2 separate regions of the Homo sapiens genome follow, and region 2 is linked to region 1. Evidence: chromatin contacts called from ENCODE Hi-C or POLR2A ChIA-PET data. All regions are on one chromosome and are shown on one strand. Each heading gives the region's core, a stretch centred on a gene start or an enhancer-like site at or near the end of the contact. The rest is flanking DNA. Distances are from core to core; before and after follow the strand shown. Region 1 holds the start of PPP1CC (protein phosphatase 1 catalytic subunit gamma). Region 2 holds the start of RPL6 (ribosomal protein L6).

Region 1 (6,973 bases), core at 2,063-4,562:
CGGAGTCTCATTCTGTCGCCCAGGCTGGAGTGCAGTGGCACGGTCTCAGCTCACTGCAACCTCCGCCTCCTGGGCTTAAGCGATTCTCATGCCTCAGCTTCTGGAGTAGCTGGGATTACAGGCACCCACCAGCACGCCCAGCTACTTTTTGTATTTTTAGTACAGATGGTGTTTCACTATATTGTCCAGGCTGGTCTCGAACTCCTGGCCTCAAATGATCCACCCACCTCGGCCTCCGAAAGTGCGTGAGCCACTGCGCCCAGCCACCAACACTTCTTCCAATCATCTCACCACAATCCTAATGCTCATTAAATTGGAAGGACGGAGAGAATAAAGTTCATCCCCAGCCTTCTAGAACAGAGTTCCAAATTGCTGGCCTAGGGCCAAATGTAACCCACAGATATGCTTTGTCTGCCTCACACTGTTTTAGAAGATTTTGAGTTCATGACCGACTTTTTAAAATTGGAACATTTAACATAAAAATCCATATGTTCAAGTTTTACCAAAAACTCAGAGGATCTGGCCACAAGTGGCCCCAGGGGACTGGAGCTGAGAAGTGGCCGCCCCCTTGGATGAAACGTGGGCTCAGTTTGCTCCAGTCCCTACCCAGAGGCTGAATTCTTTCGTATTATCAGCCAGGTCCCTTTAGGCACTGGGATCCCCCCTCAAAGCCTAAGTATCCTCAGAGACACTATTGAGTTTCCAATATTTGGCCACAGCCACTCTCTTCTAATCATCAGCTCCCCATCATCTTCAGCAGCCCCTAAGAAAGCTCTGTAGAGCCAGGAAAGACAGTTTGAAAAGTGCACTTTAATCCACTCTCCTCATTTGACAGATAGGCAAACTGAGGCCTAGAGAGGGGAAGGGACATTCCATTTATTAGGCTGTATCCTTTCTGACAGGATGCTTATATCAACTCATCTTTGGAAAGCCACTGGTGCTGATAATGGCAGAAAAAGGCGAATAGGGAATCAGTGCTTTCCTCCACCGGCTATTTGCTGGTTCCTGGGAGCTGTGAGGGCCCACCCTGGTGAGCTATGCCATGCTCAGGCTCAGAGCCAGCTAATCACTTAGGCATGTGCCAGCAGAACTGAACTCTGGAGGGGAGTTGCCCAGCAGAAAACAACCTGGGGACAGAGGCTCTCCCCATGTCCCAGCTCAGTCTGAAGTCCTCCTCCAGCCCTGATGATGTTGCAAGAGGTTAACACACCTGCCATTTTGCATGAGGAAAATTATGGCACTCGTATTGTGGGCAGAGACACAATTCAGTCATTCCACTGGGTTCCAAATTGATATGTGCCCAGTATGTGCCAGGGATGTGAACACTGCTGGGGGTTCACTGCCGGGTTTTACTGAATATGAACGAGGGCTGTGGTTTCAGGCTGTCCTGAGTTCCAGCCCTGACTCTGTAACTTCCTGGCTGTGTGACCTTCAGCAACCACCCTAGCCTCTCTGTGCCTCACTTTCTTCATCTGTAAATGGGGATGATAGGAATAGGACATAATTCCTAGGATTATCTTGGGGATTCAATGAGATCATTTTTTGGCACATACTAAGAAATGAACACAGTAGCATTTTTTTTCTTGTTTATTTTTCTCCACTGCACTTATCAGAAGCTGATATTTTTATTTGCATCTTTGCTTACCATCTGACTGACTAAATGACTCTCCATAGAAAAAAGCCTTGTCTGTCTTGATCACCCCTGCTTCCCTGTCTAGAACAATGCCTGGCACAGAGTGGGTACTCCATAAATATTTGTCTGCTGAATGAATTGCTGTCTTTCATATTTCTACCCTAAATGCCATTCCGATGATGCACCCTGCCCTGGAGTAGCCCAAAGTCCTGTGGACTCCAGCAAGAGCCCCCCCTGACCTCCATAGCCAGATGTTCACAGCAGCGCTGGGCACCAACTCCGAATGTCACCAACTGGGCTCATTGCCTTGGCCTGACAAATGGCACTTATGTGACTTCTGGTGGACAGAGCTGTAGCAGGGGAAAGTGAGTTAGTGCCTGAGGAAAGTGGATCGATAGGCTGAGTTCTGAAACTCAAGGGCCCTGCACCAGTAGCGAGGGGGCCCAAGTAAGGGGACATGGAGCCCGCACCCTGAGGACATTGCTTTGGAAGAGGATGCCTGGGTGGTGCAATTACCTCGTGGCATACTGAGATGGGGATTCGTGCATCCTGCACGCCTTGGGAAACAAAATGAATTTCTCGGAGAGAGGGGGCTTTGCAAAATGTAAAGCGCTGCAGGAAGCAACGTACATGGAAAGGTCAGGAAAGAGAGCCGATCTGTTTGCTGAGTGTGGGCTGTACTTCCAAACCCAGCCAAAGTCGACGCGCAGCCCCTGGAGGTGGCACAGTTTGGGGGCCCCTTGGATAGGAGTGCCCTCGGGGAGGCTGGGAAGCCAGAGAGGAATGGGCCAAAGTTTCTTCGGGTGTCTGCAGAACCCAGGACCGCCCGCGCAGCTTGCATCTTCTCTTCCCGCCCCCGGCCTGCACGCGTGAAATCTGCAAATTCCCCTTTTAACTGCTGCACGCGCTCGTTCAACTTTGCCCTGGCTAGAATCGGGATAACCGTCCCGATGATTACATAACTTTCCGAGTTCAGGGAAGATAAATCCAAGGGACAGAAATGATAAAATTTTCTTTGAGTATGGATTTTTTACCCCTAAAGTTACAGAAGTGCACAAAAAATATATATACAAATACCCATATACCCACCACTCACAATGAGTTAACTGTTACATTTTGACTTATCTGAAAGAGGGTTTTTTCTTTTTAGTTACCAAATAAACCTTTCTCTTGTCCCAAGTTCCAGTATATCTGAATCCAAAATAAGTCAACCTTCTTTTCTTTATTATTCTTTTCCATCCTCACCCCAGATTTATCTTAAAGGGTAAGTTCCAGGACCCCCGAAATCCCTCGGTGAGCTCCCACCTGTCCAGGTCTGCAAACATCTAGACTCAATGCACAAGATCCGGCGATGGCCGCAACCGGCGGTGTGCACAGCTGCATTTCCTCCCCCAGCCCCAACTCCCGCGTGCAACTTTGCAACTCTCGCTCGGGCCCGGCATTGGGGGCGGGCCTATTTACTCGGCCCGTTTGGCGGAAGGATCCCATGCGGGGACGCGGTTGCGCTCAGCCATCTGCGCCCCGCCCAGCGCCCGGGCCCCGCCCCCTCCAGCGCCCGGGCCCCGCCCCCTCCCGCGCCCCCTATGGCCCATAAAGAAGTCCCGGCCGGGCCGCTGCACTCCCCGCGCGCATCCGTGCGCCGCCCGAGGCTGTCTAAGGAGTCGGCGGCCATTTTGTTCTTCTCGTGGTTCCAGTGGGGAGAGAAGGAGGAAGTAGGGAGCGGGGTGGCAGGGGGGGGACCCGCCGCGGCTGCTGCCACCGCCGCCACCACCGCCTCTGCTCGTGGCGTGGGAAAGGAGGTGTGAGTCCCGGGCGCGAGCCGGCGGCGGCGCCGCTGCGGGAGGGTCGGCGGTGGGAAGGCGATGGCGGATTTAGATAAACTCAACATCGACAGCATTATCCAACGGCTGCTGGAAGGTAAGGGGGGCGGCGGGCGGCTGAAGGGGGAGGCGGGCCTGAGGGCGGCAGGCGGCCCCGGGGGCTCGAGGGAGGGGAGTTGGGAGGCCGGTTGGGCTTGCAGCACCGTGGGGAGTGAGCTCCTCGAGTTGGCCCACGGGCCGGGGACTGCAGCCGGAGGGAGGCCAGCCCGGGATTCCCAACTTGTCGCCAGCTGCGGACCCTCCAGGCTCCGCTCATTCATTGCACGAGGATGCAGGCTTCCTCCCGGCCGTGGAATTTGAAAACTCCGCTCCCCACCCCCACGTTTCCCGCCCCTACCCGTTTGCCCCCGCGCACTGGACGGGTCTTTGGAGCGATGGTTGGGGATCCCAGTCCAGCCTCCTGGACGACGTGTGCCGTGCTGTGCGAGATGGACTTTTCGGTGCTCGTCCTCTCGGAAGGCAGTTTGATGAGGGCATGAGTTCCGCCGGGTTTGGGGGCTCTTTTCCTGCTTGCTTTTATTTTTATTTTTCGTGGTTCTGGGGTCTTGGGGGGCCCATTTCTTGTTACTTGGTAACAAGCGTTCATGTCTCAAGAGGTGTGAGAACCTGTCTTCGCCTGCCCTCCAAATCCTTTTAAGTTGTTCTAATCTTGGAGAGGTCTCCGCGCTCTTTTCCTGAGCGTGCATCTGAAGAGGAAGCCAACGAGGCTGACGCTATCATTATCTTTCCAATGTGCCAGGCTCTGTCTTAAGCACTTTGCGTCCATGAATTATTACTGTAATCATAACTGACGCTTCTAAAGCGCTTACTGTGTGTCAGGCATTCTTTGAGCACTTAAGACAGATTTCATTTAATTCTCCCACCCATTGCAAGATATTTGCAATTTTTTTTGTTTTTGTTATTTTACAGAAGAAACTGAGATGAAGTCACTTAACCAAGGTCACACAGTTAGTGACAGTTGGATTTCAAATCCACATAGCCGGGAGCTAGAACCCTCTACAGACAACACTGTCACCTTATGTAGGAAGGAAGGTGGCCAGTGGTTAAGTAAAGGTTAATAGAAAGCTTTAAATTTCGGCTCATCTAAGACTTGTGAGGTGCCTGGCAATTGATTCATGTTGATGTGGGAGAGGGGCGAGGTTCAGCTTTTAAAGACGGAAGCTGAAATGAGCTGCTTTCAGATTCAAGGGCATGTCAACGGATGCTAACATCTTATCCAAGACTTTGTAAGAATTCAGTCATATCCCCTAACTTGGACACTTCATAATGGGAACTTGGCAGTTTCAACTGCTTTTTGCCTTTATACAGTCCTAAAATATTGTTGGACTATAAATGCTGTGAGTGGTGGAGTCGAGGGCATGAACAGTTGGACAGCTCTGGTGTTAGAATTTACAGATCTTTTAAAGTAAGTTATTAAAATGAAGCTCCTGAAAATATCTCGTCCTTTTCTTAATCTGTGCATTCTTTCCTTTTATGCTGTCTTTAAAAAAAAAACAACAAAAAAAACACTAAATGTCATTAAGGACCCCTGAAATGCTCTTGAAATGTTATTGCAGGTGAAAACCTTGTATTGTAGGTGAAAACCTTGTCATTCTTTTAATGCCAGGTATTTATATAAGAACCATACTTTTTCATACTAGTTAATATAGTTCTTTAATTTATTCGAGGCAGCAGTTGGTCAGAAACTGATTAAAATAGTTTGCTGTAAGAAAGGAACTTTTTGTTAAATATTTTCTTTCTAAATTTTAAAATTCTGCTTATCTCTGCAGGGATATGTGTGGCTTTATTTCTCTGAGGAAACAGGAAAAGTTGGAATTTGCATGGATTAGAAACATTAGAATTTTAAGATCATCTAAGGCTTGCTAATTTAAGTTCTGGTTTGCCCATAACTGCCTCTATTCATAAACAGCTTTTGTTAATTTTGATCTTTAAAATTGTAATAAGTACTTTGCCTGGTAAGTAATGATACATCTAAAATGAGATCATTGTTTCTTAATAGTTCCTCTTGTTATGTGGCACTTGAAAACCAGGTTTTCTTATATTTCATTTTTTGCTGAAATTAATAAAGCAGTGCATTTTAATGCCTTGGGAATAGGCTAACTGCAAAGTATACTTAAATTTCTTTTTTTCTCGTGGGTGTTAAATTGGCAGAGAAACAGTTGAAGATGATCCATTGAGGATATGTAGATATCTAAGTTAAATGATGTTGGTAATAAATTCTGTTTTACAATTTTTTATTTAAAAAAATTAAATTTAATAATTTAAAATAGAAATGAGAGTCTCACTGTGTTGCCCAGGCTGTTCTCAAACTCCTGGTTTCAAGCAGTCCTCGCACCTCGTCCTCCCCAGGTGCTGGGGTTATAGTCATGAGCCACCGTGCCCGGCCTAAATTTTATTCTTTTCATAATGCCCCCAAAACCTTTTTTTTCCCTAAATAAGATGTAAGTATATCTGAAAGTAGAGGGAATATGACTTGTGACTTTGGCCAGATTTTTTTACGTGTTTAGAATTGATCTTTTAAGCTTGCGAGCAGTATAACCTAGTTGAGAAGTAGCTGAGTAATAGTACTAAAAAGCTAACTGAAAAGTGAAGTCTTAAGAAAAACAGCATGTTGGTTTAGATCTTAGTCACTAACCTTTGCAGTTCTTTTCTTCTCTGAACTCTGAGTATTTCTGTAAGCGAGGCATCACCTCTGCAACCCACCATGGATGCTTTTATCCAAGCTCTGCCTTGCTGATGATAAAACTTAAGGTTGTTAACTCCTTAGTATAACTGATGTTAGTTATTTAAATAACTACACAGTAAAACGGCATTTTGAGAGAAAATAAGCCAGCTGTTGATTTGGTCTGATGTATTGAAGACAAGTGAGATTTGGGGCAGTTTTACTTTGTAAATGACCTCCTTCAAGGAGCCATGGTGGCTAGCATTTTTTTTGCATAGCAGGTGGTTGTAACTTACTTCACATCTTGGTTTGCAAGAAGCATCTTTGCTTTGAAGAAGGCCATTGTCAAAGTGCAAGACCATGTCAGGCTCTGCAGAATTGCCTGACTTGTTTTAGTGATTTAAATATGATCTCTGCCCTGGCTCACAGAAAGTGCTTACAGATTTAATCCTCTGATACATAAGGGTTGTTCTGAAGGTAGGGAGTGTTCAGATATTCTGAAACTCTAAGATTGTTTAAATAACCCATATGTTCATCTTTTTGATGCAGTATAAAACGTTCATATTCTGGTGTTTAGCCATCCCTGGTCCTAAAGATAATAAAGGACAAACATAATGGTTTAAAAAGGGGAAGGTTTCTTAATATGCTAACCAAAAAAAAAAACAAAAGTAATCTTTCCTAATGAACACCTGTAATTATTTATTTTTTTATTTTATTTTGGAGACAGAGTCTCACTCTGTCACCCAGGCTGGAGTGCAGTGGTGGGATCCTGGCTCACTGCAACCTCTGCCTCCCGGG
Region 2 (6,757 bases), core at 2,878-5,377, 1.7 Mb before region 1:
TTTATATGCCTGGAGTAGTGCCTGGCATATTCATTTATATGGCCGGGCATGGTAGCTAACAGGAGGATCTCTTGAGACAGGAGTTTGAGACCAGACTGGCAGCCTGGGCAACATAGCAAAAACAAAACAAAACAAAACAAAACAAAAAAACCTCAATCTGAATTATTTTATTATTATTATTTATTTACTTTTTAAGATGGAGTCTTCACTCTGTCGCCCAGGCTGGAGTGCAGTGGCACAATCTCGGCTCACTGCAAACTCTGCCTTCCGGGTTCACACCATTCTCCTGCCTCAGCCTCCCGAGTAGCTGGGACTACAGGCACCCGCCACCATGCCCGGCTAATTTTTTTGTATTTTTTAGTAGAGACGGGGTTTCGCCGTGTTAGCCAGGATGGTCTCGATCTCCTGACTTCGTGATCCACCTGCCTTGGCTTCCCAAAGTGCTGGGATTACAGGCGTGAGCCACCGCACCCGGCCAACTCCATCTTAATTTTAAAAAGATATATTCATTTAGAGATTAATTCAGATAATAGCCATTACTTTATTTGAATTTCTTTCTCAATTACAAAAGCAATACAAGTTCCTTGCAACAAACTAAATAACAAACAGTAATTTTCTCTGTTCCTTGATGCATACGTACTCCATATCCCAATCCCCAGCAGTGTTAATGGTTTGGTGTATGTCTTTCCACACTTTATACATATACAAACACACAAACTCATCCCATACACAGGCTCACACACATACATAACACATATAAAGATATTTTTCTATTTATTTATTTATTTATTTATTTATTTATTTATTTGAGACAGAGTCTCACTGTGTGGCCCAGGCTGGAGTGCAGTGGCACAATCTCGGCTCACTGCAACCTCTGCCTCCCGGGTTCAAGTGATTCTCGTGCCTCAGCCTCCCAAGTAGCTGGAATTACAGGCATGCACCACCATGCCTGGCTAATTTTTGTATTTTTAGCAGAGATGGGGTTTCACCATGTTGGCCAGGCTTTAAAAGATTTACTGCCTAACAAACAAACAAAAAATACAGCTGAGGCAACATTGTGAGACCCTGTCTCTACAAAAAATGTAAAAAAATTAGCCAGGTATGGTGGTGTGCACTGTACTCCCAGCTACTCAGGGGGCTGAGGTGGGAGGATTGCTTGAACCCAGGAGGTCAAGGCTGCAGTGAGCCATGATCTCACCTTGCATTCCAGCCTGGGCGACAGAGCGAGACTCTGTCTCCAAAAAAAAAAAAAAATTAGGCTGGGCGAGGTGGCTCACGCCTGTAATCCCAGCACTTTGGGAGGCCGAGGTGAGCAGATCACCTGAGGTCAGGAGTTCAAAACCAGCCTGGCCAACATGGTGAAATCCTGTCTCCAATAAAAACACAAAAAATTGGCCGGGCAAGGTGGCTCAGGCCTGTAATCCCAGCACTTTGGGAGGTCGAGGCGGGCAGATCACGAGGTCAGGAGATCGAGACCATCCTGGCTAACACAGTGAAACCCCACCTCTACTAAAAATACAAAAAATTAGTCAGGCATGGTGGCGGGCGCCTGTAGTCCCAGCTACTCGGGAGGCTGAGGCAGGAGAATGGCGTGAACCCGGGAGGCGAAGGTTGCAGTGAGCCGAGATCATGCCACCGCGCTCCAGCCTGGGCAAAAGAGCAAGACTCTGTTTCAAAAAAAAAAATTAGCCAGGTGTGGTAGCGGGCACCTGTAATCCCAGCTACTCAAGAGGCTGAGGCAGGAGAATGGCTTGAACCCAGGAGGCAGAGGTTGCAGTGAGCCAAGATCACGGCACTGCACTCCAGCCTGGGCGACAGAGCAAGACTCCATCTCAGAAAAAAAAAAAAAAGATTAAGTGTCTGCAAAAATGTCTGCTTTGTGATTAAAGTGCTGCACAAATTTCAGAGAATTTTATATATGGCAAAACTAAACTTAATAAAAACATTTACTTTATAACTAACATGGTATTTTGCCCAACTAATGAATTGTAAATTTTGCAATACCGCAACAAAACACAAGAGGGGGTTCATCTACGTTTTTATTTTAATGACAGGTCATTCAACACATATTTTGGGGCGTTCACTAGGTGAAATTATCTGAGATTGCCAGCAATTTTGAGGGGCCCACGTAAGCAACTGTGCATCTCATTCATTCATTGTGGTACATTTTCTGCAGTTGAAGTTTCTAAGAGGTGCTTTGCTGAGGAAGCTAAACAAATAAAGCTGCTGACATTCCCATTCTCAAAAAAAAGGGCAGTGTTCATCTGATCATTGTATTTGTATCCTCAGTGAATCAGAACCAGAAAAAGGCTAAATGATTCCCAGAGACACAGCCATGAAGCAGGTGGTTTCGATCTGAAAAAATCAAGGTGAAAAGCTCTAGCAACCAGAAAGAAACGAATGGAGGAAAATGGAAAACGCAAGCTAGAAGGTATTACAAATGTGTACATGTTGGCTTAAGGGCTTTGAAGCAGTAAAGAACTATCACATATACTGTGTTGTGTATTTTGTAAAAGATAATAAATATTCTTATTTTTAATTCTAACATGAGCAAAACTCTCATGCATCTTCATTAATCATCTCTTTAATCTTGCAGCCTAATGGTTAAGAGTGCAATCTTTGGAATCAGATCTATGCTGTGAGCAAGTTACTTAATGTCCTTGAGACTCAGTTTCCTCATAATAGTATCATTCACAGGTTGTTGGGAGAATTAAATGAAATAAAGCAAGGCACATTGTATGCAATATTGCCTATTATCTCCCATGCATAAACTTTAGCAGAATACTTGACAACAACTAGGATGTTGATGATCAGATGATTGTAGTGGTGATGGTGACAATAACAAGAGCTAACAGTTCGCCAGGTGCGGTGGCTCACGCCTGTAATCCTAGCACTTTGGGAGGCTGAGGCGGGTGGATTACTTGAGGTCAGGAGTTCAAAACCAGCTTGGCCATCATGGTGAAACTCTGTCTCTACTAAAAATACAAAAAATTAGCTGGGCATGGTGGTGTGCGCCTGTAATCCCTGCTACTTGGGAGGCTGAGGCAGGAGAATCACTTGAACCCAGGAGGCAGAGGTTGCCGTGAGCCAAGATCGTGCCACCACACTCCAGCCTGGGTGACAGAGCGAGACTCCATCTCAAAAAAAAAAAAAAAAAAAAAAAAAAAAAAAAAAAAAGAGCTAACACTTATGTAGCATTTACCATCCATCAAATAATCAAATATGCTTCTCAGTACTGTTGTATATATTATTTAATGTTCCCAACATCCTTATGAAGTAAGTTACTATTGTTATCCTCACTTTAATTTTTTTTTACTTTTTTTAAGACAGAGTCTCATTCTGTAGGCCAGGCCGGAGGACGGGAATGAGAAAGGCCATGTACAAGAGGAAGTAGTCAGCCGCTAAATCCAAGGTAAGGGAAGAGGGGACCACTGACCTAATCTCAAGTGACAAGATTAGAGTTCACTGCACTGCAGCCCAGACCTCCAAGACTCAAGTGATCCTCCCGCCTTAGCCTCCCGAATAGCTGGGACTACAGGCACTAACAACCACACTCGGCTAATTTTTTTTCTTTTTTTCTTTTTTTTGTTGTTGTTATTGTTTTGAGACTGAGTCTGGCTCTATTTCCCAGGCTGGAGTGCGGTGGCACGCAGTGGCACGATCTTTGGAGTGCTGGGATTACAGGCGTGAGCCACCGTGTCCGGCCCTTTTTTTTTTTTTTTTCTTTTTTGAGAATCTTGCTCTGTTGCCTAGAGCGCAGTGTCGCGATCTTGGCTCACTGCAATCTCCACCTCCAGATTCAAGTGATTCTCCTGCCTCCGCGCCTCGACTGGCTGTCATTACAGACACGCACCACCCACGCCCGGCTACCTTTTGTATTTTTAGTAGAGACGGGATTTCACCATGTTGGCCAGGCTGGTCTCGAACTGCCAACCTCAGAGGATCCTCCTGCCTCGGCCTCCCAAAGGGCTGGGATTACAGGCGTGAGCCACCGCACCCGGCCTAGGATTTACTACTTTTTTCTTAACGGGGAAATACTACATTCCCCATGATGCCCCAGATCCGGAAGGAAGTGAGACTCGCACTTCCCATGATTGCTTATAGACCGGAAGCCGGGACCTTAATTCTCTTTCCCATCTTGCAAGGTAAGAATCGCGGGCCTGTCTGCAAGACTTGAGTTCAGGACTCCCAATCCTTCGCCATCCGAACCTGGAGGGCATCCAGTCGACACCTACAGGGGTCGGACATGTCCAAGGCTAACTGAGAGGCCTTCCAGACGCTTCATTTTTGTTGTTTGGGTTTGCGGCAGGGCACAAAGAGGGTGAGGTAGAATGCCGTAGTGGCTCCCTCCGGTTCTTCGCCACTCTCTTGGGCTGGGGGAACGAGGCCCTTTCGGGGACCCGTAGCAGACTGGTGGGTGTTAGAGGAAGCGGGGAGACGGCGCGTGCACTGTGTTCCTGGTCCTGGGTTCCAGAGGATGACACTGAGCCTGTCGCAGCCACGTTGGGGTTCCGCACTGAAGCCAAAAGGTTTCGCGTCTCCCAGCGTCCCCGACCGGAAGTCGCCTCTTGGTCTTTGCGATCTTTTTCTCTGGCTCAATTTGGGCTGATTCCGTTTGTGTCCGCAATTCCTAAATCGAGTTTCTTGAAAAGAGACACTGGTCTTAAGGGTTAAGACGAAAGGTACTGAAAGTAAGGGATTTCAAGTTCTGGTCTTGGTGCTTCTAACCTGTGGACACATTCTGCATCTAAGTTTTCTAATTCGCAAAACAGTAATAAAAAATAATGGTTGTACGGACTTCTGACCGCTCAGTATTTGGCAAAAAACCTAATAGGTGTGAGGTAGTTTCAAATTCTCAAAAAAAAAGTTTATAGTGTATTGGGGAGACAAACCCCAAATGAGTCATAGTGAAGGTTGGAGTAGAATGGGTAGAGTTTGAGAGGAAGGCCTGTATCTTACCGGGGGAGGGATTGTAGTCTGGGGAGCCCAGCCCATTCATGTACAGGTTCATTATTGTCTTGTTAGAGAGATGACTGGTGAAATGCCTTTTTTTATCTACAAAAAAATATTTTTAGATGGCGGGTGAAAAAGTTGAGAAGCCAGATACTAAAGAGAAGAAACCCGAAGCCAAGAAGGTTGATGCTGGTGGCAAGGTGAAAAAGGGTAACCTCAAAGCTAAAAAGCCCAAGAAGGGGAAGCCCCATTGCAGCCGCAACCCTGTCCTTGTCAGAGGAATTGGCAGGTATTCCCGATCTGCCATGTATTCCAGAAAGGCCATGTACAAGAGGAAGTACTCAGCCGCTAAATCCAAGGTAAGGGAAGAGGACCACGGACCATTATGTCTTAACCTTAATTGGCATTCTCTTACTGTTGATGCATTTGTGTCCTTGTAGGTTGAAAAGAAAAAGAAGGAGAAGGTTCTCGCAACTGTTACAAAACCAGTTGGTGGTGACAAGAACGGCGGTACCCGGGTGGTTAAACTTCGCAAAATGGTAAGATGTGGGGACTGTAAATTGGATTTTCTGTTTATGCTTGAATACTGTGAAGATGTTTTTGAATACTTAGATACTGTAAGTTTCTGCATACCGGAGAATTTCTGATAGAAAATAAAGGGCTCTGGGTTTGTAACTTGGCTTCAACATTTACTGTTAATCTTAAGTAATTTAAATTACTCGTCTGTGCTTTGTTCCTTTGCATATAATATGGGAATGAGGCTGAGTGTGGTGGCTAATGCCTGTAATCCCAGCACTTTGGGAGGCTGAGGCGAGCAGATCACCTGAGGTCAGGAGTTCAAGACCAGCCTGGCCAACATGGTGAAACCACATCTCTAGTAAAAATATACAAATTAGCTGGTTGCGTGCCTGTAGTCCCAGCTGCTCTGGAGGCTGAGGCAGAAGAATCGCTTGAACCCGGGAGGCAGAGATTGCACTACTGCACTCCAGCCTGGGCGACAGAGGGAGGCTTCATCTCAAAAAAAGATAAGATGGGAATGAGGGTTTACCTCAAAGAGTTTTTATGGAGATTAAATGAAATAATACATAGCCTGTTCTATAGAACATTTCCCACTAGAGCAGTGTTTCTTGGCCCCCTTTACCACACACAAGACCCAATGTAATCTCAGGATTTGCTCTGTAATTTTCATTATGGGAACATTCCCAAATAAGTTAACACCATACAGTTTCACAGTTGAAGATTACTGCATGAGAGGGAAGATGACAGTTGTTTTGTGAACTCGTTTTCCCATTAGGTGATCATGTTTGTGGTGAAAGTGAGACTGCACTAATGATATGGTATAGTTGGAAATAGGTTATTGTGAGTTATTTGTAGTCATGTCTTTAATGGCCCTTGCATGGTGTCTAACTTCTGCAATAAATGATCTGCCAGTCCTAGTGTCTGGCTTTATGCAATTTGTTTTCCTTTGTGGATGAAGTGGGAGTAAGACTTGTTGCTGTGAGGATCAGATGAAGTGGCTAGGATATGGACACACTTTACTTGAATTGGAAAACAAGCCATGTATCCCTAATCTGCAAAATGTGGCATGTCACACGTGTAATCTCTGAGGTTTAGTTTTTGCTCAAGATTGCAAAGGTGACTTGCTTGATGCTTTCTTTGCTTGAGCACACATCTCATTCATTAAATGGTGTCTCCTTTTTTGCACACAGGATGCAGAAGCATAATTGACCTTTTCCAAGTCTACTTAGCAGAAATGAAAATGGAATCATATAAATACAGTATTATACTTTAAAATAAAAAGGCT

Evidence for each region. Hi-C counts contacts between places; a loop is a spot of excess contacts on that map. ChIA-PET counts read pairs that join two places held with the same protein, here RNA polymerase II (POLR2A). Pooled maps may share reads with other maps.
Region 2: a map of CD8-positive, alpha-beta T cell shows a loop between it and region 1 (8-fold over the local background). The contact joins the promoter of RPL6 here to the promoter of PPP1CC in region 1. A Hi-C loop is called at or near these places in 1 of 168 maps with a recorded cell type or tissue (CD8-positive, alpha-beta T cell) and 6 of 50 pooled maps. POLR2A ChIA-PET finds 5 or more read pairs at or near these places in 1 of 52 experiments (BJ).

Annotation. Positions count from the first base shown.
Region 1 is chr12:110,739,230-110,746,202 of GRCh38, reverse strand. PPP1CC (protein phosphatase 1 catalytic subunit gamma) reads left to right here and starts at 3,312. Exons shown (of 7, transcript NM_002710.4): 1 at 3,312-3,550. The coding sequence starts at 3,496. RefSeq lists enhancers at 1,733-2,317, 3,079-3,587 and silencers at 3,082-3,221, 3,382-3,441.
Region 2 is chr12:112,406,975-112,413,731 of GRCh38, reverse strand. It overlaps RPL6 (ribosomal protein L6), which reads left to right and starts at 4,127. Exons shown (of 7, transcript NM_000970.6): 1 at 4,127-4,145; 2 at 5,076-5,312; 3 at 5,394-5,492. The coding sequence starts at 5,076. RefSeq lists an enhancer at 4,317-4,496.